Regions from separate parts of the Mus musculus genome. Here region 1 is linked to region 2. Evidence: chromatin loops called from intact Hi-C (ENCODE). Cell type or tissue: gastrocnemius. All regions are shown on one strand. Each heading gives the region's core, and the rest is flanking DNA. Links, peaks and the distances in the headings are about the cores only. Region 1 overlaps Gm17359 (predicted gene, 17359). Region 2 overlaps 4921511C10Rik (RIKEN cDNA 4921511C10 gene).

Evidence for each region. Hi-C counts contacts between places; a loop is a spot of excess contacts. Peaks named below come from ENCODE experiments on the same cell type or tissue, not always from the same donor. Only the 100,000 strongest peaks of a DNase experiment are listed, where the experiment ranks them.
Region 1: a loop joins it to region 2, with 2.3 times the contacts of the local background. A loop is called at or near these places in 6 of 42 quality-filtered maps.

Annotation. Positions count from the first base shown.
Region 1 is chr3:79,360,120-79,369,372 of GRCm38, forward strand. All of the region lies in intron 1 of Gm17359 (predicted gene, 17359), which reads left to right. Among named protein-coding and RNA genes, the nearest start is that of Gm17359, 19 kb to the left of the region's middle. In gastrocnemius, for the core only: no CTCF peak of the experiment used is centred there; no DNase peak of the experiment used is centred there; H3K4me3 peaks cover 297 bases; H3K27ac peaks cover 440 bases.
Region 2 is chr3:79,216,653-79,225,905 of GRCm38, forward strand. The region is part of intron 1 of 4921511C10Rik (RIKEN cDNA 4921511C10 gene); the gene reads left to right. It also overlaps a transcript of Rapgef2 not described here. Among named protein-coding and RNA genes, the nearest start is that of 4921511C10Rik, 8.4 kb to the left of the region's middle. In gastrocnemius, for the core only: a CTCF peak has its summit at 5,183 (motif pointing right); a DNase peak (open chromatin) is centred at 5,186; H3K4me3 peaks cover 3,763 bases; H3K27ac peaks cover 8,000 bases.

The sequences.
Region 1 (9,253 bases), core at 733-8,732, 140 kb after region 2:
GATGTTAAACAGTGAATATGAGACACTGGAAAGGCCCATAAGCGTATGCTGGGGTTGTACCTGTAGTCTCAACCACACCACAGACTGCAGAAACACAGACAGGAAGATTGCTTAAGCCAGGGTTTAAATACAGCCTAAGCAACAGGGAAAGGCCTATTCAGAAAGATTAATTAATAATTAAGTAAATACGGAAGCACAGAAGTAGATGATCTAGCTTACCCTGACGTTTCTCATGAAGCCACCTGTATTCAGAGCTCATAACTGCTGAATCGTTTACCCAGCCTAGTTCAGAGAGAATGAACGTCTCTGCCCAGCCTCTGTGTGCCTGGGCTGTTTGTGTGTGATACGCAGATTGCAGGCTTAGTAAAAAAGCTAACACATTTAGTCAGCCATAGTATAGTCTGTGTAGGAGAAAACCTGTGTATGGAAGCCAGGAATACTGCAGCACTCCCGCTTTGTGAAAGGGTGGCCATTACATATGACTTTTGTTAGAAGCAAATAAGCACCAGAAGCCTCTAGGAGAAGGGCAGAAGCCAGTGTGATGGGTGAAAGAGGAAGGGGTAGAGGAGACCCCAAGTGTATGTGCAATTGTCAAGAGTATTGCTCCATTAGCCTGAGTTTCAGCCCTACTTATTCATCTCTTTTGCCCTGTGAAACTGTCACACTAATAGTTATGTCTCAAATCCAATTATTTTAAAAATAGAACATGACTTCACACAGAATTGCCGGTGGTTTCCTGTTTGAGGAAAGAACGAGACAGCTCTCCTGCTACACACACATTTGGCTTAAGTCTCACGACTTCAGTCCACGAAGGAAAGAGCTCAGATTTCCGAAACGGGATTCACAGCGAAAGTGCATACACAATAATGAGCCGAGATGCCAGATTGGTGAAGCTGCATTCTATTTGTTGATATTTAATTTATTTTATACTGCACTCATCCTGTTGGCGTAGTGTGTAATTTGCCTTGATTCGTTTGTGTTGTTGCTGGAATCTGTGAACAGTGTTCAACTTCTTACCATAAATCTCTGACCAGGGACAACTAAATAAAATAAAAATAGAGACTTACAAGGCTGGGGCTGTAGCTCAGAGGTAGGACACTTGCCTAGCACGATCAATAATCTGAGATCCAACCCAGAAACAGAAGGAGGAGGAAAAGCAGGAGGCCGAGGAGGAGGAGACAAAATATTAACAACTTAGTTGGAAATTATTTTCTGATGGGATACAAGAAGCCATTTGAAGTAAACTTCTGGCTTTTCTAATGACACCTGCTGAATTTTTTTACCCCGGAGGACATGGTACTGAAAGACCAAGAGCAGTGAGCTTATATATTTAATATTTTTCTTTGAACGCTTTTCTTTTTGTAAGACACATTATTAGTTTTAAAAAAAAAAACCTAGGCACCACACCAAAAGACCTTACCTTGGGGTGCCTGCATTTCTAAATTAATCACTACACCTTAAATTGTTGACCTAACCATCATTGATCTGATTCGTTGCCATGGAGCTGAGAAGCATTGACCCAACCCTTGGGAGAGGATGTCTAGGACAAGCTTGTTTGCTTTTGTCTTTAAAGAACAAATAAATCCCTTTATTATACAAGCCAAATTATCTTAATTTTCTCAAATGGGTGTTTTGTAGGTTTTTTGTTTATTGTTTTTAAGATTTATTTATTTTTTGTGTGTGAGTGTTTTGCTTGCATGTATGGCTGCGTACTGTGTGCATACTTGGTACCCATGGAGGTTAGAGGAGTCCTTTTGAGTGCCTGGAGCCAGAGTTGCAGATGGTTGTTACAGCTGCCACGTGGGTGCTGGGGTCAAACTTAGATCTTCTGCAAGAACAGCACATGTTGTAACCACTGAACCATCTCTTTATTCCTCCTCACCTTGTAAACTTTATAAGAACATGGTCCAAGCTGGGCAGTGGTGGTATACACCTTTAATCCCAGCACTTGGGAGGCAGAGGCAGAGGCAGGCAGATTTCTGAGTTTGAGACCAACCTGGTCTACAGAGTGAGTTCCAGGACAGCTAGGGCTACACAGAGCAACCCTGTCTTGGAAAAAACAAACAAAAAACAAACAAAAAAAAAAACAAAAACAAAAACAAAAACAGAACAAAAACCCAAACCAAAAACACTGTCCAATCATGGAGAAACACACTAATTGTGTGATTAGTTTAAATGAATAAAGCATTCCTTGGCTGACATTATGTGCTGGACAGTGTGTTAGCAAATATGAAGAAACACAAAGTTTCTACTGAAGAAGTGACGACTAAAAATCAGATATTAATTTGAGCTTTTCCTCCTAACCTTCCTAAATACAATGTTCTTATCAATGTACAGTTTTGAGATAATAATACTTATTTAATATGAACCCAGGCACTAAAATTTTCCCCTAGAGAAAAGAATTATCTGGGAGAGGAAGATGTTGAGGTGAAGACACACAAACAAACAAACAAACCTAGTTTGTTTTGGTTTTTTCTTTTTTCTTTTATTTTTTTGAGACAGAGTCTTGTGTAGAGCCTTGAACTCACTGTTTAGCTGAGAGTCACCTTGAACTTGTGATCATCCTTGCTGGGCCTCCTGAGTGCTTGCGGTACAGGCACGCTCTACCTTGCCTTAACTGTATGTGGAGTTGTGTATACGTTGGACAGGCACTCTCCCAACACAGCTGATGTTCCAGCCTCTCCTCTTATCTTAACAGCCAACCAAGTGCACTTTCTCTTTTAAAATCTGAAGTCCCAAGCACTTTTGTTTGTTTTGAGACAATTGGCTAAGTTATCTGGCTGTCCTGGAACTGGTAGAGATCCTCCTGACTCAGCCTACCAAACGCTGTGATTTAAGCTGTACACCTCCATGCTTGGCCTTCCTAAGTATTTTTAAAGGGCAAAGGAAAGCAGGAGGAAAAACCCCTAAGATCATCTAAGTAAATGATTTTACATCCTCTATGTGACTTTGATTCCTGTGGGCCTACAAGCCCAGATGTGGTCAGGCTTCCAGTGGTGCCTCTGTTCTCCTCTCAGGGTCCACACAGATTAGAGTACTGGGAACTCACAGTCCCAGGACACTGTACACCTACCATGTGACCTTGGACAGGATGTCATGCCTCAAAGCACCTGTTATTATCTGCAATGAGCTTAGCATGAGCTAAGCACGCTAGCACATGCTGAGCTCTGTATACATGTTGGCCTGTCTGTCATCTGACACCTATTACTAGTGACTCAGGTAAGCACCTGATTATCAGGCCTGAAGATAGGTGATTTGTGATGCTGTTAAGGACGCCACAAACCCATTCCTTACCATATGATCCTAAGAAGACTAAAGGAAAACAGGCTCCATTAAAATATCTTAGGAGAGAAAGGCAGGTTTTAGAATCTTGGTTGATAGAAATCCTACCATCTTCTAGTCGGATATCTTTAGGTGTTCAAGGTGAGACATCTTCTTACAGGCAGCATCTTGCTTGCCACTCTGGGTTCATTTCCCGTCCTTCTTTTCTTCCAGGGGTCAGGATGGGGGGAGAACCAGCATACACAGAACCCAGTGTGCTGCCTGTAATCCCAGTCAGTTTCATTCACAGTGAGAGATAAGGAACAAAATGCCTCCTTGTCTTGCTAGCCCCGGTTTCTGGCAATTATCTCAAAACAGGTAGATCCTTTCCCAACACCTACTAAAAGTGTCAAAAGGGCTTCATTGACCACGGTTATTGCCTTTTAGTAAAACATATCCCACAGATCATCTGTCAGGGATAGACTGCCAACATTTTCAAGACTATTGATATTGAAGGAGATGTCAAGTCAGCAAGGTGGTTAGATCATTTATTTGGGGTAACACTTTCCAAAATAAGATAATTTGGGGGAAGTACTCAGTTGCAGGAAGTACAATAGCAATGCACCATGGTTGAGGATTTATTGTTTTCTCAGTATAATCTCTTAAATAAAATTGTAAACTTTATTGGAAGTCAAAATACAGATGTTGGCCTCGGGAAGCATCACAGAGGACAAAGGCACTTGTAATCAAGCCTGAGGACTTGAATTCCCTCCCAGGAATGCAGGTGATGGAAGGAGAGAACCTACCTCCACATGCTGTCCTCTGAACTCCTTGCACAGGCATGCACACATATGAGTGAACAGATGTAATAAAAAGAAGACCAACAGGTATTAACTCCCTATCGGTTGGTATAGAAAGGATTCATTTGACTCTTGCAGCCTATGGTTTTAGCTTATTAGCCTATAATCTTGTCCATCTTACCCTAAGAGCCAGTTAATCAAAAGTGTGTGTGTGTGTGTGTGTGTGTGTGTGTGTGTGTGTGTGTGTGTGTGTGTGTGTGTGTGTGTGAGAAAGAGAGAGACAGAGACAGAGACAGAGACAGAGACGGAGAGAGAAGATGCATTTTAGGATCTGTCAAAATTGGAGGCAGGAGCAATGGATCAGCAGTTAAGAGTGCTGGCTGCTTATGCAGAGGACCAGGACTTGTTTCTCAGCATCATATAGACTCCTATTTCTATCTGTAACTCCAGTTCTAGGGGATCCTGAATCCTTTTCTGGCTTTCATGGGCACCAGGTACACATACACACAGTACATGTAGGTATGTGCAGCTGAAACCCTCATACATAAAATGAAAATAAGTGAACAATTTAAAAAAAACACTGAAATTGTATATTCTGCTGCTGTACGCCACTTCAATATGACGATCCTTAATAAGCTCAAACCCATGCCTGCACCTTTTCCTAAGGGCCTGTCTCCCCGTTCGTGTTGTTAAATTGTACTCTGCTCTATACTGACTCATCCCAAAATACTTTTCTGTGGGTGCAGAGAAGTCTCCTGAGTGTGGGTCTCTAGACGAACTCCTCAGGCTGCTCAATGCAGAGCTGCTTCTGCTCCTGTGACTAACAGCATATATGTGAGATAAAGAAGTTCATTGACAGGGGTTGGCTCATGTGACGGCAGATGCTGAGAAATCTTGTGACTTGTGGTCTATCTGTAAACAAAAGAACCAAGAAAGCCAGTGTTCATGACCAAACTAAGAATGCAGTGGCTGGAAGGGCCCAGTAGAGAGCAAGCACTCCTGTGCACAGCTTCGGTTCTTTTGGGGCCCTCAACAGACTGGATGGTGCCTTCGCACACTGGAGGGTATCTTCTTTGTTCAGCCTACCAATTCAAGTGCTAGTCTCTTTTGTAGACTCTCTCACAGACAAGCCAAGGAATAATGACTACTGGTGATTGGAGCATCCTTTTCCCCAATCAAGATACAATGGATCATCACAATCTCTCTGAAGGGGACTCAGCTAACCGATATTAGAGGCATGCTACTGCCATATATTTGCCCACGGTGGGAAGCATAGTTGCCCCAAGAACAATAGAGCCTCTCCACACTCTGCTACCTGACGAGCACATATATGCTCGTCATTAGAGACATATAGACATATACTTGTCTCTAATCAGAAGACTAGAAGGCTTTATTGACCCACAATTTTTTGTGGGGTGGGACATAAGGTTTTGACACATTGCCTCAGTTGGTCTTGAACTCCTGGGCTCAAGTGATTCCCTCATCTTAGCTGTTGTCTGTTAGAACTACACACAAGGCTCCATTGTACCTGGCTCTCACTGGGAATTTCAAAAGTAATTTAAAATCCTATCATCTAATTTTTCATATTTTTGGGGTTTTGAGGTAGAATTTCTTTATGTAGCCTTGGCTATAGACCAGGCTGGACCCAAACTCAGAGATCTATTTGCCTCTCCCTCTGCCTCTCTGCCTCTCTGCCTCTCTGCCTCTCTGCCTCTCTGCCTCTCTCTCTGCCTCTCTGCCTCTCTCTCTGCCTCTCTCTCTGCCTCTCTGCCTCTCTGCCTCTCTGCCTCTCTGCCTCTCTCTCTGCCTCTCTGCCTCTCTGCCTCTCTGCCTCTCTGCCTCTCTGCCTCTGCCTCCTGAGTGCTGGGATTAAAGACATACATAAGCCACCACACCTGGCCCACAATCTTTTTATAAAGAAATGGGAGCATTTTGCATACTTCAAATTAATGTTCATTATACTAGTCTGTAAGTGGTTACATAAAATGAAATCTCGTTCTCAGCCCAAGGAACGATGATGCCAGTGGGAGACAGGATACGTAGGAATCTAAGTTGTCAAAACTTAGGCAAACACAGGGAAGTGAAGGAAGGGAGATTAGTGCATGACTGCTGACGGCATTCCCATTCCCACACGGTAGATTCTTTGTTCCTGGAAAGGAAATGTTTCCGCCCACATCTCTCTTTGTTGCGATTTCTAGATTCTCAAGAGTTTAACTTACAAGCTAAGAAGCTATTAATGCCACTTTTGCAGAAATAAAGGAAATAGAACAAAGTAGATAAGCTTGCCACGTGGGCTAAATTTAAAAAAGAAAAAACATAAAACAAAATGAAACCCCACCCAAACAGGTGATCCCATGATCCTTGGGCCTGATGTGGTTCATAGCATTCATTTCATGTTCTGAGGACTTGGTGGCCATGTGGAATTCAGGGGCCACCACTGCACCCACCCTTCCATCACCAGTGTGTGGGCCCTGTGTGCTCGCACTCTTTGAGAGGTCCATGGGTCTAGTGGATAGCTGCCATATCTTGTTTGCCTGGATACAAAACAAACAACTGGCACACAAAACCCAGAGGTTGCCTTTTCTCCTTTCCTCTGAAAAGAGGAGTATCCTAGATTCCCTGGGGTGGACCCAAAATAAATCATAGCTTATCACTGCATTTAAGCGCTCTCAGATAAAGATTGGAATGAGTTTGTGGGAAACTTCTAGAGGATTTGTGAATTCCATCTTTTCTTTGAGGGAGTTGAGATCCTGCTGAATTGTGGACTATGTGTGTGTGTGTTGCTTTGTGTGAAGAAATGTAAAAAGCTGTTAGTGTTAATGTATATCTTGTTTAGGATCCTCCTGTATCATTGTTCAATGAATGAGTTTTTGCCACAGGCATCTGCTAACCCTGGGAGGTCTGCGCCCTGGCTTTGAGAAGCTGCAGGTAACAAATCTACCAGGGAGTGTGGTTCTACCCTTATGGTTTGGTGCTCAGGGCTGTAGATGTCCTGTCCCATGCATCTTCATGTGGAAGGCTTTCTTCTTTGCTCCCTTGTTGTCATTTTCTTCAAGTGATCTCAGAGGACAACTCCAGAAGGCTAAGATGCTTACACACAACCTCCACCCTTTAATTCCTGCACTGGTGAGGCAGAAGCAGGAGGTTTTCTGTGAGTTTGAGGCCAACCAGTCTGGTCTACATAGCAAGTTTCAGGTCAGTAGGGCTACATAGTGAGAACCTGTCTCAACAAAACAAAACAAAAACAAAAACAAAAACCCACCAACTAAAAACACTATCTCCAAATTAGAATAAGAATTTGTTCAATTATTTCCCTATAATGATATGACACAAATTAGAACTACACATGCAAGTAGCCACATGACCACTATGCATCCCCTTCCATCACAGAGTGCCTTAATGGAGAATATTGGCAAGTAGAACCAGACATGATGTTGTCATTGTACCCACATGAAAATTATGTATTGTGGAAAAAGCAAGAACCATCTATTATTAGTTCAGAGAACAGTTCCAGCAAAGAACTAAAAAGAAAGAAAGAAACTGTTCACCTAACATGACTCAAAGCAGGTGTCCTTTCTCCAGAATCTAAACTCTATACCAGGTGAGTGGATAACATTTTGAACAAGTGACTCTAACACAAAGCCTCTTTAAAAGTGGCTTCTGCCTGATCAGTGAGTCCAGCATCCTGCTCATCCTAGCAACCTAGAGAGAGACTCTTCTGCATTCAGCAGGTGACTGGAGCTCTCAGCCCATGTCTATCCCTGCCCATACTCACTTCTCCACCTCCTTTCTCTCCTGCAGTTCCAAAGGATGGGAGGACAAGGATAAAACTGCAAGTGAGAATCTCAACCTTTTGTTGGTCTCTGCTACATTTTCATTGTTACTCAGGGGTACTTAGGGAATCTTAGAGATAGCTTTGAATTCAATATCAGAACAGAGCTGATTAACACACACACACACACACACACACACACACACACACACTTGCCTTTGCAAGCAAAATGCCAAATTGCTACCAAAGACACATATGCTGTGATCTAGAATAACCAACATTCCCAATTGGCTTCTGATAAAGTGACTTTGGATTGACTTTTTTTTTTTAATATTTTTTAATTAGGTATTTTCCTCATTTACATTTCCAATGCTATCCCAAAAGTCCCCCATACCCTCCCCCCCACTCCCCTACCCACCCACTCCCACTTTTTGGCCCTGGCGTTCCCCTGTACTGGGGCATTGGATTGACTTTTAAGAGTTAAAATGGAATACGTTGGCCACATTAACACTGACCTTTGCTCTTACCCTAGCCAGGCTAGCCTCTCCAGCACCAGCGCTTCCCCTGGAAACCTCTGAGATTAACCTTACAAGCAGGATGGGCTGTGACGACCTTTCTCGGGGGTCAACCTGACTAATCTAGAATTAACTGAAAACCCAAGTCACTGAGCACACTTGTGAGAGGTCTTATTAATGGGATCATTTGAGGTGGGAAGACTCGATTTAAACCTGAGTCATTTAAGGTAGGAATACCCCCTAATCTGCGCCATACCTGCCCATGGCAACATATGTAAAGGACAAGGAAGAAAGAAGATTTGCTATTTGTTTGTCCTTGTTCTCACTTCACTGGCATTAGAGCCTATTTCTTCCACATTCTGCTGTACACTGGGACATCCAGCCTCATGGACTAAACTATCGCTGAATTCTTGGACTTTCTGTTAGTAGACAGTCATTGTTCGATTAGCTGGACTACAGCTTGTAAGCCACTTAAAAAACCCTTTCACACGTGTATGCGCGTGCACATGCACACACACACACATATTCAGATATATTCTTTGGTTTATTTTTGCCCATCTGGTTTAGAGCTGCTAGCCCTCTTGACTGAAGACAATGTATGTCAGCCCATCTATTATCTTCACTATAGCCCCAAGCAAAGAACCAAAGTCACCCCAAGCTATATCTAGAAATTCCAGGATAGCTGCAATGTATTCAAGGGAGCATCATGAGCTATTAAGCTTAGAGACAAAAAACCCAAATTGTATTTTAATTTTTTTATTGTACTTTAATTTTTTCTGTCATGGGTTTGTCCAGTTTGTGTATTAATAAATATAACACCTAAAAATGTCAGATTCTGAATGTTTAGCTAAGAGACAAAGCATGTCACAGGAGAGAGCTCTCCACCGTGACCCAAATCTGGGAGG
Region 2 (9,253 bases), core at 318-8,317:
GCCTTTCCTTCACATAAACTCCACCAAGCCATCGGAAAAAAAAAAAAAAAAAAGAGTCCATTCGTTCACTGACCAACTGGCACTTTACTAATCTGCCAGTTTCACAACACCACAGTTGTTTCACGCTCATATTTCTGTGTAAGTGTGTCATATGTACCATGTATGTTGTATGATGTATGTGGACTTAAAAGGTTAATCAGTGCATAACACATAAGTATAGAGCATATGTAACCTATGAATGATTACCACCAGTGTTTATTTACCTCAAGACCATAATCTGTAAATAGAGAGCAATGGAATACAGTCGCTCACATAAGAGAATGTGTTGGCAGTTGTTACTGAGCCTGCAGCTCACAACACACAGACTCCAGGAAGGGAGTTACACACTGACTGTTTTCACACTACTAATGCCTGGCAGGACTTTTTACAGCAGAAATTCCTTCTAAACCTACAGAACTGCATAAATTAAACACCACTCAAGCAATTCATGACCATAAAATCCTGTTCCATGGACATATGGATGGGGTAGGGGTTGTTTGTTTGTTTGTTTGTTTCTGGTATTTTTCATTTTGGTTTTGTTTTGTTTCAGGTGTGACTGCTGTATTTTATGTGTATGGGTGTTTTCCTTGCATGTGTTTATGTATACCACCATCATGCAATATCCATGGAGGCCAAGAGGCATTGAGTACTCCGGAACTCCAGTTACAAATGTCTGTGAGCCACAGGGGATGCTGGGTAATGAACTTTTTCCTCTGCAAGAACAACAAGTTCTTAACTGCTCTTAACTGCTCAGTCATCTCACCAGCTGTTTCTTATATTTTATAGATTTAAATAGATGACAAACTGTTGTTGTTCTTGTTCTTGTTGTTGTTTTTCCAGACAGGATTTCTCTGTGTATCCCTGGCTGTCCTAGAACTTGCTCTGAAGACCAAGCTGGCCTCAAACACAGAAATCCGCCTGCCTCTGCCTCCCAAGAGCTGGGATTAAAGGTGTGCACCACCACTACCCGGCTCTTCTATTACTCTTAGTAAGCTGTCTCCAAAGAAATGTGTTTAAATGGTCTATGCACAAGGAGCTTATAGTAAGATGACAGAGCTAGTCTACATTGTTCTCCTACCTGAAAACTGATGTTGTCCAGCTTGAACTAGGTACCTTAGTAAGTAGTTTCTATATGAACATTAGTGCCTCCCCAGCTGCTAACAAGCAATGTGTCATTGAACCTTAAGAACACAGTTTGGTGTTCATCAGAAAAACCTCTGCTCTTTAATCCAAAGAAAGAATGAAAAGGAAGGAAGGAAGGAAGGAAGGAAGGAAGGAAGGAAGGAAGGGAGGGAGGAAAAGATGGATGGATAAATAAATAAATAGATAGAACATGGCTACAGGTACGCTACAGAATACAAAACAAAGAAGGAGCAGTCTGTATTTGAGGTTTTCTCAAGCACTCCTTTCACCCGTGACTAAGGACAGTAACTGAGATAACCAGAAGGCAAAAGTAGGACCCTTTTTCCTGAGAGGCAAGAATTGTACAGGAGCGTGTCTGCCAACATCCCAAAGTAAAACCCCATCCCAGGTACACACGGCCTTCTGAAAGGATATTTGTGGCTTATGATGTTCATTTTCTCTATAGAGTCAGCAAATGAAGTTTTCAGCAAACTTCATAAAAAACAAAATGCACAGGCACGAAATCACCTAAAACACTCCAGTTTCTGCTTTCTCAGGAAACTGATGTGCTGCCAGCTGAGACATTCCCACCCTCCCCAACTATACTTTCTAAGACGGAATCCACAGGAACATTACTATGGACACGAGACCCTTTAAAAATTTAAGCTACTTTCCCTAAAATTCTCTGGACTCTGAGCACAAACAGGAACGTGTTGCTGTAAGCAGGAAGCAAAAATTTTTTTAGAACAATAAGTTTTTCCTTCTACCCTAGGAAGGACATCCGTTTTACAAAAATAGATGCCATTTCAAAGGAGATTAACCTTATAAAAGAACCGCAACCAAGAAGACAATGAGGTTGACAGGCCAATTGGGATGAAGTTTTCCCATGACAAATAAAGTCCTTTTTTTAAAGACAAAGGCGTCCTTAAATACTTTCTTCAATGGCTACAAGCACAGGGGAGCCCCACAGGGAAAAAGATGGCTCCACACCCAGAGGTCTGGACTCACTCCTCCCCTCTGAGACTCTTTCTGAACATAAAGGGACAGCACAGCAAACATACAATTCCCTTAAAGCTAGCTTACAATGGCTTCTGTTTGCTAGCACCAGGACTACAACAACAGTATACAGCACATTTTCTTATGACCTGTGGCACACTAAGGAAAAGAACTCCTCCCCCACCTCCTGCCCCACCAGGGACTGGGGCGGCACATTCCTAATCTCCAGGGTTACATAAGAAAAACGATAGTGAGGATTAGAATAAAGAGGGTAATTATTTAATCTACACTGCTAGTCAAAAGGATTTTTCTTTTAAAAGGTTTTGTCTGATATGTGTATGTAAATACCTTACATAATATACTTGTGTGCCTTGACATTTTTAGACATAAGCTGGCGCCTGTGAGCTCTAACTCAAGAGAATGAAGGCCCAAGACGCTGTGACAATGAGCAAACCTGCGACAGTCTAGAGTCAGGTGACAAACGTCTGTGGACTTGGCCTTAAGGAGGAGGAGAGAGGGACACACACTTGCTCAGACAGTGGTCACAAGCCAGGAACTGCCCGGATGGCAACATGCTCTCCTTTGGGAGTTCTTCAGACATAAATGTCATTTATCCTTCTGAGCAAATGCTCACAAGCAGGGACTCAGAGGGCTGTCTCCAACGTTACTCATGAGGCGTACAAAGGCTACATTTTCAGGGCTTGGTGGTGCAGCAAAGTGCCTGTGTCTCCCAAGATGACCATTCAGTTTACAAGTTTTATTTACAAGGTCCCTAGTATTTCCACACTAAAACATATGCAACAGCTACACTAAGAATGAGGAAGGAGAGAGAACACATCCTTGGGGCCCACCTCTCCTTCCCCCACTGTACGTGACCCTGGGATGTGACTGAGAACATATTTGTGAAGTGTACTGGCTAGTTTTGTGTCAACTTGACACAGCCGGAGTTATCACAGAGAAAGGAGCTTCAGTTGAGGAAATGCCTCCATGAGATCCAACTGTAAGGCATTTTCTCAATTAGTGATCAAGGGGGGCGGTCTGCTTGTGGGTGGGACCATCTCTGGGCTGGTAGTCTTGGTTCTAGAAGAGAGCAGGCTGAGCAAACCAGGAGAAGCAAGCCAGAAAAGAACATCCCTCCATGGCCTCTGCATCAGCTCCTGCTTCCTGACCTGCTTGAGTTCCAGTCCTAACTTCCTTGGTGATAAACAGCAGTGTGGAAATGTAAACTGAATAAACCCTTTCCTCCCCAACTTGCTTCTTGGTCATGATGTTTGTGCAGGAATAGAAACCCTGACTAAGTCACAAAGTAATAAATGCACAGGGCATTTCGTAGCAACACAGGGCACATACCATGCCCCCCAAAAAGGTAAGTTTATCTAGGAAATCAGAACGACTACACCTCTGCCAGCAGAGCTAACGTGCTCCAGAAACATTTACATACTCAGAGTTTTTACAACATATTCGTTTCATCTGCAAGCATCTATATAACCCCTAATGGTCAAATGAAATATTTACAAAGCTTATTAAAGGGCCCAAACAGTTTTTTGCTTTTTTTTTCTGTTTTGTTGGTTTTTGTTGGAGACAGGATCTCACTATGTAGTCCTACCTGTCCTAGAACTCATTCTGTAGACCAGGCTGGCCTTGAAGTCGTAGGGATCCACCTGCCTCTGCCTCCTGAGTGTCCTGGTATTAAAGTGTGCACCACTACACCTGACTTCGAGTTTTCTGCTTTTTAAATTCAGGCTTTTAACTACCATTGTTATTGTTATATAATTTTGGTGTCCCTGTAACTGAGTATGTACTCTACCACTGAGCTAAATTCACTAACCCTTAAATCCAGATTTTTATTATCAGCTTTAAAGTGAAATGTGACCCATGTACAGTTTATCATCTGTAATCACTATAGCTCCAAATGGCTTGGTTGGAAAGAGGAAAAGAAGAAAGAAATTCTTGATTTTTTTTCAAGGCAGCCACCTAATTTTTCCTCCAATATAGACCAACTAGGAACATATTTAAGGCTGGCAAAGCTAAACAGCATACTGCAAGCTTCCCTCTGGCAACCCAAGAGTGTCATATAACATAAAAAACGGAATTTCCTTCTGCTGCTGAGCATTCAGGGGTCCCAGCTCTGGCATCCACATACAGACGCACATATCCTTCTTAGAACCCTGCACGAAAGCCATTAACTATACTTGAACCCACAGACTTACACACACACACACACACACACACACATTTACATGTTAGTCTTTTAGATGTTTAAAATGCAAGTCTCAAGCTGCACTGCAGACGCTGAAACTCTCCTCTGAAGATGCAGTCTACCACCATTCTCGGATACTTTTTCATCTGAAGATGATAACTGAAATCCAGGGTGGTATATGGTTTCTTCTAAACCTCTCTACTAGGAATAACACAGTTTTAAGGCACCACTAAGAAACTGTATGGCCCTGCATCATTCAGTTCACAGAGCAGCAGCCGCTCTTTAAACACCCTTGCTAGCATTATTTCCCAAAACACACCCCACAGAAGCTAGTGCAATACTGCATACATCATGTCTGAGAGATCCACAGAGCACACTGAAGTCATACAGGAAGAGTCCAGAAACTTCTCCATTGCTAGGAAGGGTGAGGGTACCTACCCCAGGCAGGGCGTGTTTGCACCTTCTAGGGGCATCAGTCAAGCCTCTGGCTTGCAAGCTGCCCCGCCCCACACCGCATTCCCCATTCAGGGAAAGCACCAACAATCTCTTCACCTTTTCCTTTCCTCGCCATGACCAGGGAGGAACCTGATAAAGTCTGTAAAACACACTTCTCCCAAGTGAACAGTGAGCAGGCGGTGGGAGTGTGTGTGTGGAGGGGGGGGGGTACAGAGAAAGAAGAGGGTGTCGTCTCTGCTGGGGTACCATGTGCTTTCTCCAGCACTCTTGAGAAGGGTGGGGAGAAGACAGGAGAAACCGGCCTTCAGTATCATCAGAGAGCTTTGGGAAAGGCCTCTTAATGGGCTCAGACAATCCTCAAAATGGCCACAAGGTGGCAGAATGGATCAACAGCCCTTTCTTGGGACTCAAAAAAGTAAATATATATATATATCTGGTCACAAATTCAGGTCTTTGAGGATCATGAAGAGAACAATGGTTTTTGTCGTGCCTCTGCTGGGGGACACTTTAATACCCCCCCATCTGATTCCCAGCACCCCTGCTGGGTGATAAAAGGGATTTTAACCAGCCTCTCCACCTGCAGGGGCTGATACAGCCCAGAGCAGTTAGAACAAAAGCCGAGGTCACTACACCACAGAGGGGTTTCAGGACAGCACACTTAAAAGTTAGGAATCCAGACCACCAGGTCTTTAACAAATAGCTTAAGTATCTATTTTAAATATCTATTTAAACCACGTGAAAGCAAAATACTGTTTTTTCAAAGTTACTAATTAACACCCAAAAGAAAAGCAATCCTCTGGGGTGGTGATTTCATTAAGTCCACGTGGAAGGTGAGGAGGCGTGGTAACCGGGACACCTAGCTGAAGTCACCTACCCTGAGGCCCAGGTGTATCCCAAGGCTTATCTCAAACCTCGGATTTTTATGACACGTGGGTGAAGAGCAATGTTCAGGTTGCTCTGTGGTTAAAAATTCCTTGGATATTTTCCACAGAAAAAAAGCAACCTATGCATTTTCTTTTTAAACAGGGGTATTGAAAGCATACAGGGCTATCAAGATGGGTCAGAGTGACTGTGTGCTCTATTCATGCCTGACTACCTGAGTTCAACTCCCAAGACCTCCCTAGAGATGGCTGGAGACCCCACACTCCACAAGGTGTCCACATGTTCTCTCCCCAACATGCACCCACTCAGACAATAATAACACGGTGTTTTTAAAGTAATCTTACAGTAATGACTGCCTCCTTAACGCGGGAAATACAAACTGGACTTCAGGATTGCGAAAATTCACCCTTGTTCCATTCCACTTGAACTTGGTGTTAGGGACCTGAGACCAGTCAGGTGTCCATCCAGAGGAGGCAGAGACAATGAGACTCAGGGAAGTCTCCCTCTCCAAGGCTTGCTGAAGGAAATGCAAGCGCTAAGTGAGGTGACTAAAGGAAGCCACAGGAAGTTTTGTTTACAAACTGTGCATTGTTCACGTAGGGAAAATCGTGTAAGCAAGTTGTTTTCACTTCTGAAGATTAGAATTTCTCTTCAGAAGAAAATGTACATTTTACCAGAAATTCATCCCGTGGACAAATGACGTGTTCAAATCAATCACTGCTTGTAAGAGTCTGTGCTTACCTTCAGCACAGTGTCTTAAACACCAGCAGCCAACAGCTTCCCCAACCTCTTAGGGAGAAAGCAAACTTCACATCCGATACCTTCATTTTATAGTGTTTAATGTCTCAGCTCGTAAATTGGAATTTTAATGTTATGAGAATAAATTAACAGAATTGAAAATCTATCTGCATTCAACTGTGCTCTCTGTCACTAAGTTCTCACCGGTTGATGAACAATGATATTTTCAGTTGACATTTAAACATCTGAATAAGCACAACCTCCGAAAAGGTCAATCAGCTATGTACACACAGATACACACACGCACACACTCACTCCAGTGAGTCCCGGTCAATCTTTACTGTTTAACAATTAACCAAACGCCAACTTCCATCCAGCAGTTAAAACACTTAGCTGGCTACACTGCCAATCTGGTCTGGCTCTGGTTACCTGTGGAAGACCTGTCTGGGATCAGGTGGGCTAAAGGGGCCACTGAATTGCCACCTCTCCCAAGAGAACCGTGTCCACACCTCATCCATAGGATGCCTGAGGTTTCTCACAGTCCGTCATCTAACCCCAGAGGTTTGATCAACGGCCCTCCAGTGGTGGCATGCAGAGAGGGGTCTGAAGGAAGGGACACAGCAGAGCAGGTCACTGCGGACAAACACAGCTCCTCGCTGCCTCTTAGCAAATAAATGCATGCACTCTCTGAAGGAAGCAGATTTTAAATATAGAAATTGTCATTGCTGTCATTTTGCTAGGACAAAAGACAAAAATAATTCAACATCTGTTTCTCCCGTCTTGCACGATCTGCAAGGTCGCAAGTACCAATAGTATTACTTATTCCCAAACCTCGTCTCTCCCAAGCGGATCTCAGAAAGAGCCTGTGAACGACAGAAACGCTAGCCACTGCTCAGGCTGCTCTCTCAGACCTATCTGTGAAGGAGAGCTGCAATGAAGGAGACAGCTTCACCACACACAGATCGCCACTTACAGAGAAGGTGAGGGCACTCACGGCAGGGGCTGGGGTGGGGGAACCACTGGATTTTGGAGAATTGGAGGCTTATAAAATAATCAATTTTTTTTTTCTAACCAAGCATCCCATTGTAAGAACAGGTGAGTCGGTTTCTGGACCGACTCCGTCACAGTCACAACTCTGAAATCTCCTTTGAAGCACCAGCCAAACGTTTATCCATAGTTCTGGAGACGGCTGTACCTCTCCAGAGGATGCAGTGTGCACTTAACAATCTATGTCTGTGCCGGTGCCCTTTTTACGTGACGGACCTCACCTTATTCAAAACTTCATTCTATCATTTTCCTAAAAAACCCCTCCTCCTCTGAAGGCGACCATTACCAAGATTCTTTAGAAGTCAGCAGAGAGCAGAGTGTCCTTGGAGTGCTGAGTCTCATCTTGGGAAGCCATTCACTGCAGAGTATGCCGCAGAGGGAGCAGAGGAGGAAGGAAGATGGCCCTGCTCCACGAAGCCCAAAATTCTCTGCCATAACAAGGTGTGGGCTGCTCTGGAACCAGGGCTATAAAGTATAGCCGAGCTTGTGTGACAATGGCTGCTGGGACTCAGGGTCCACACAGGCAGGAGGAACGGGCAGATGCAGAGTCTTCTCCGAGGAAAGAATAATCTCAAGGAAGGGCAGGGCAGGGCGTCCAGGGATGGGAGTCTAGGGAGAAATTTCCACTACCATGCAGCAAGAGATGACAGGACAACATGGCAAGATCCTTGAGAGGCTAAAATTATATTCAGCTTTAAAAGCACAGCGTTATTTGGGGCTCATAAACTCCCTTCTGTTGTTGCTGTGTCTACAGTGCCCTTACCTGAGATTATTACCAAGTAGCCCAGAGTTTGTCTAGTAGCCTTAAAAGAGGGGCATTTTTTTAAAGATTTATTTATTGATGTATGTATATGAGTATACTTTAGCTGTACAGATGGCTGTGAGCCTTCATATGGTTGTTGGGAATTGAATTTAGGACTTCTGCTCCCTCCAGTCTGCTTGTCTTCAGACACAACAGAAGACGGTGTCAGATCTTATTACAAGTGGTTGTGAGCCACCATGTGGTTGCTGGGATTTGAACTCAGGCCCTTCAGAAGAGAAGTCAGTGCTCTTACCCACTGAACCATCTCACCAGCCTCAATGGAGGTTTTTACATTGGTGTCTGGATTTCTAAGTGGTGGTCTAAGTGAACCAGTCTTGCTCAGGGAAATTCCCAAACTCAGGACCTATGTGTGGTCCCATCCAGGCAATCCTTCTGATGCAGGGGTAGGAAAGCATCCAAAGATGCTAGGAATACATCCAAAGATGCAAGAGTATTTATCTCCCACTCTCTACATCACAGGCCTCCAGAAAAGCATCTAAAGTGGAATCTTCCCTCAAAAGATCTGGTGGCTTCTTTTCCTTCTTTAACATTGAGAAACCTTGAAACCAGTGGTAGGACTCAGAACAAAATGCAAATTTTGCAGACAATCTGGGATGATGTTTCAGGCAGGGTAGGTAATCAGACTGAATAAGCCCTGGCAGAGTGTGCAGTCGGTCCTTAACCAGACTCTGCTCATTACTCCCTGCCCTTGAATATATCACTCCATCCTGCTTGAGCCTCCACATCCTTAGATATAAGCTAAGGGTAACTACAGGGTCCAAGTTACAATCTGCAAAGTTCTTCAGCGATGCCCATACTTGAAACAGCACTGCATTTCTTTTTTGTTGTTGTTCTGTTTTGGTTTTGTTTTGGTTGTTTTGTTTTTTGTTTGTCTGTTTGTTAATTTCCTGTTTTTAAAGCAAAATACACTGTTGTAGCACTGTAATGCTGGAAAGCTTAAGAGGGAGACA